2 separate regions of the Homo sapiens genome follow, and region 2 is linked to region 1. Evidence: chromatin loops called from intact Hi-C (ENCODE). Cell type or tissue: heart left ventricle. All regions are shown on one strand.

Region 1 (2,500 bases):
TATTCATCCACAAATATTTTTGAGTTTCTACTATGTACTGGCACTGTGCTAGGGACTAGGGATATAGCAGTGAACAGACAAAGATTTCTGCTCCCATGCTGCTTTTACTTGAGAAGAGAGATGAACAACAAATACAAAGAAATAGGCTGCGCACGGTGGCTCACGCCTGTAATCCCAGCACTTTGGGAGGCTGAGGCAGGAGGATCACCTGAGGTCAGAAGTTCAAGACCAGCCTGGCCAACATGGTGAAACCTCATCTCTACTAAAAATACAAAAATTAGCCAGGCCTGGTGGCACACACCTGTAATCTCAGCTACTTGGGAGGCTAAAGCAGGAGAATTGCTTGAACCCGGGTGGCAGAGGTTGCAGTGAGCCGAGATGGCACCACTGCACTCCAACCTGGGCAACAGAGTGAGACTCCATCTCAATAAGAAAGAAAGATAAGAAAGAGAAAGGAAGGAAGGAAGGAAGGAAGGAAGGAAGGAAGGAAGGAAGGAAGGAAGGAAGGAAGGAAAAGAAAGAACCTGTAAAGATTGTTACAAGGAGGTAAGCACTGTGGACAAAGCTTAAGGCAAATGTGAGTGTGGTGGGAGATTGCACTTTCAAATAGGGTGTGGCTGGAGTTGGCCCCACTGGGAACATTTGAGCCAATCTTGAGTAAGAAAGCAAATGATGCAAATGTCTGGGGAGGGCTGCTTCTGGCAGAGGTGGGAATATGCCTGGTGGGCTCCAAGACGAAGGCCAGAGAGGATGGAGGGAGCAAGGGGAGAGTGGAAGGAAATGGGTCAGACAGGCAGCAGAAGCCAGATGGCCTAGAATTTTGCAGGCCATGGCGCTTTTGTTCCTGGTGAAATGAGAAGTCATCTTAGGGCTTTGAGCAGAAGAATTACATGATCTGACTTACGTTGTAGTAATGACATTAAATTATTATATTAAATATTCAAATGAAGATTAACTATTTAAAAGGGCCTGGCACAGAGCCTGGAACATGACTTGCCTTCTGCCTTCCTAGATCCATAATTGGGGCATTCGTTGATTTGCGTGCAGGAGTCTGTGGGCCTGGGTAGGGAGGGCACAAGTCCATGCAAGTCACTGGTGCCCTCTTCTGGGAGGAGCCCACACTAGCTGTGACAGCTGGAAGCCGTCAGGCTCTGGCCAGGCCAGGCCAGGCACTTGGGACAGCTGGCTGCAAGTCACTCGTCTGTCCCTCAGCATGGGCCCCACAGTGCCCTGCAGCCTGGCGCCTAGCTGGGTGTGTGTGCTGCCAGTCTGCCCTGTCTTGCGATCACAAGCCTCTGGTGTCATGGAAAGAGATCTGAGCTCCAGAGGCCAGGGAGCCTGGAGCCCAGTCCTCCTTTGCTACAGACTGCTGTGTGACCTTTGCAGGTCACCCTACCTCTCTGGAGGTGCCACTGGGCACTTCTTAAGCCATAATGATGTACCACATGCCTGGCACATGGGAAAAATCTCAGTAAGTGTTCATTGAATCAGTGAATAAAGTGGGGGCCATCAGCCCTTCCTGGTGAATATTTAATTTAGAGAAAAGTAAGTAAAAGTGCGCAGTAGGTATTCATTCATTAAGTATTTAAATATTTAATGAGTACCTACTATTCTTCCAGGCATTCTTCTGGGCACTTGGGATACAATAGTGAATAAAATGGATTAAAATTCTACCCTTAGGTAGCTGACGTTTTAGGTGTTAAATCGAAGGTTATTGAAGCATTTGCAGATGTGCCTTGGGTGAGCTTGTGGTGAGAGGAAGGAGGGAGGGGGTGAATGAGTAGAATAGGACAGGGGCCTCAAGGGACGGGGGTGAAAATATACCTGGAGTGGACAGACAGGCAGGAAAATGTCTGCTGATCCATCAGTCCTGGCATATGGTGCCTGCCTCCATGATCCCTTCCATTACACCCTGTCTGCTGGGGTCAGAGCTGGTCTGGGCCTGATCCTTTGGGTCCGGTGGGAAGCCGATCAGCATTCTATGAGCCCTGTTACTTCTTGATGTTCAGAGTCTTGAAGGTTAAGACCCCAGAGCCCAAGGAGCAGGAAGAGGCTTTGCCGTGGAGGTGTTTTTTTTTTTTTTTTTTTTGAGACAGAGTCTCCCTCTGTTGCCCAGGCTGGAGTGCAGTGGCGCGATCTCGGCTCACTGCAAGCTCCGCCTCCCGGGTTCATGCCATTCTCCTGCCTCAGCCTCCTGAGTAGCTGGGACTACAGGCACCCACCACCACGCCCGGCTAATTTTTTTTTTTTTTTTTTTTTGTATTTTCAGTAGAGAGGGGTTTCACTGTGTTAGCCAGGCTGGTCTTGAACTCCTGACCTTGTGATCCACACGCCTCAGCCTCCCAAAGTGCTGGGATTACAGGTGTGAGCCACCGTGCCCCGCCCCTGTTGTTGGGTTTTTGTTTTGTTTTGTAGAGATCGGGTCTTGCAGTTTCCCAGGCTGGTCTCAAACTCCTGGGCTCAAGTGATCCTCCCACCTTGGCCTCCCAAAGTGCTGGGA
Region 2 (2,500 bases), 210 kb before region 1:
GACCGTGGCAGCCGTGAGCCAGGGCAACCCAAACAGCCCACAGAGCCCCCCCAGGGAGCCAATGAGGAGCAGGTCCAGGTGGAAACCGGAGCCCTTGAGCAGCCTCCGCGCCTTCTGGCTGACGATAAGCCTGCAGGGAGAAGGTGGGGAGCGGGGTGTGGCTGGCCTGGCAGGGGCAGGGGACAAAGACAGGCACGCACACAGAGACGAGATGGTGGGGGGAGGACGTGCAGACAACAGTTCTCCCTAGGACTGCCAGCTTCTTCTTTCAAGTTCCCAAATTGAAGTTCTCACATTGAAGCAAATGTGAGACAAATTCTCATACTGTGAATATTTAAAACACCACAAAAGCCAGATGCCAGATCTTACCACGTTATTGTGGTTTAACCAAAATTAGATACATGTGAGCATCCCTGGGTGCAAGCTTAGACTGCTAGAGTGTTCTGAGCACTGTCAAGTGCCACCCTGCAAAGAGTGGTGGCAACAGATAGATGTCATGTCAAACCATCACGGGGAAACCATGCCCCTGCCCCGGATGCCACTGCTCTCTGCTCCTCCCCCACCTCCTCCTCACCCCTGCCAGCTCCTCCACACACACTCTCTTCCTCAAGGATTGCCACCAGCTCCCACCACCCAGCACCCTGATACTGATAATGATGTCCCTGCTATAACCCTGAAACCAAGCCAAGGAGCCAAGGAGCTTGGCCTCGTCCCTCCCACCTCCTCCTCCCATCTCTCTCACGCCGTGATCTGTGTCTCCATGAAGATCAGGATGAGGACGAGGAGGGCGGGAACAGCGGCTGCCACCATCATCCACGGCGGGAAAGGACGGGCACTGCCCAGGGGTGGGATGAACCACGAGCGCTTATCGGGAGAGGTCACTGAGAGCCCTGTAGGCACTGTCAGCTTCTGCATGGCAGGAAAACAGGGTTCAGGGACACAGCCTCCCCATGCTAGAAAGCCCACCAAGCAGCCCACTAAGCTGCGTCCCCAGTCCAGGACTTCAGGGAGCTGGGGTGTGAACAGGTCAGGGGAAAATTAGTTTTGCATCCTCCAGAAGTCACTGTCCTTTCAAGGATCCAATAGAGGGCAGGGAAATGAAGCGCCTCCTCCCTGAGCCCCAGAGCTTCAGGGGACCTGTGTGGGATACTGTCATTCTGCTCCCAGCCCCACACCTGCTTCTCCCGGATTCATCACTCAGGCTCCCTGGGGAAGGCCCTCAGCCCCCAGGGCGGCCACTCCACTGGGAAAGTTGAGTTCAGGCCTGATCCCAATCCCAGGGCCCATGGAAGTGTGTTGTGGGCTCCCTCTCCTGGCCTGGGGGTGACAGCAGCTGCCACAGGCTGGGGCTCCCTCACCTGCGTGTAGGTGTCTGTGATGGAGTAATCCACCAGGACCATCACCAGGATGGAGATGGGGATGCCAAAGTCCCCGATGATGCGACGAGCCTTGAGAGGGGCCAGTTGGGGAAGGGAGCAAAAGGTGGAGGCAAGGTCAGCAGACTAACACGGGGCTTGCCATCTCTGGCCCTGCCTGGGTCCAAGCTGGAGCCAGAAGGCCCCCCACGTGCCTCTCAACCCCACAGGTGCCAGCGCAGCCTGGGAGGCTGTTGTCTTGATTAGACTTCTCTGAGCAAAGGGCAAGAAGACACCCAGGGAAGAGGCTTCCGAAGGGGTGAGGGGCTGCCCGAGCTGGGTTTTGGTCCATGGGCTGACCGGGGAAGGGGTGCAGCCTCTCTGGGGAGCTCCTACAGCAGGAATTGTGGGACTCTTGGGGGCTCCACACCCAGCAGCCACGCACCTTGCCCCCCAGGAAGCGGCTGTTCCTGAACTTGCGCAGGAAGAAGGCTATGAAGAAGGTCCCGAGCATGAGGATGAGTGAGAGCAGTGCCGTATTGGGCTGGTTCCTCGGGCTGGGGGGGCCCTCGGTGGGGGGCAGGGCACTGCCATTTGGCTCCAGACCAGCATCCAGGGACCCCTCCAGGGCCCCCTCAGGGGGGTAGAACGGCAGCAGTGGGTGCTCTGTGAACACCTGTGTGTGGATAACAAGGATGCCTTGTCACTCACCTGGCAGGTGACCTGACTTCATCGTCATCAGTACACCTGTGAGAGAGAGGGTGGCCCCTCAATACCTGGTCAGACAACAGTAATGCACGGACATCCAGCTGCACCACACACACAACACACAGAACACACAGAACACACACATACAACACACACAACACGTAACAACACACACATAACACATACAACACAAAAAAAACACAACATACCACATACACACCACACACACAACATACATACACACAACACACACAACATGCACACACAGGCACACACACGCACACACACACAACACATACATCACACACAACACACCATACTCACACCACACCCACACCCACACACACACACACACTCCTCTACAAAAGGTGACCCAAGGACACCCAGCCCCTTAGCACTGACAGCTCCCTCCCCATCACATACCTGTGCAAGTGAGT

Evidence for each region. Peaks named below come from ENCODE experiments on the same cell type or tissue, not always from the same donor. Only the 100,000 strongest peaks of a DNase experiment are listed, where the experiment ranks them.
Region 2: a loop joins it to region 1, with 2.5 times the contacts of the local background. A loop is called at or near these places in 4 of 110 quality-filtered maps.

What each region holds. Positions count from the first base shown.
Region 1 is chr2:219,429,563-219,432,062 of GRCh38, reverse strand. No RefSeq gene overlaps it. Among named protein-coding and RNA genes, the nearest start is that of SPEG, 4.0 kb to the left of the region's middle. RefSeq lists an enhancer at 1-2,500. In heart left ventricle, a CTCF peak has its summit at 1,103 (motif pointing left); a DNase peak (open chromatin) is centred at 1,207; H3K27ac peaks cover 1,031 bases.
Region 2 is chr2:219,637,112-219,639,611 of GRCh38, reverse strand. SLC4A3 (solute carrier family 4 member 3) reads right to left here. Exons shown (of 23, transcript NM_005070.4): 17 at 1,801-2,031; 18 at 1,359-1,448; 19 at 743-909; 20 at 1-130. Among named protein-coding and RNA genes, the nearest start is that of SLC4A3, 11 kb to the right of the region's middle. In heart left ventricle, a CTCF peak has its summit at 1,307 (motif pointing left); a DNase peak (open chromatin) is centred at 25; H3K27ac peaks cover 2,225 bases.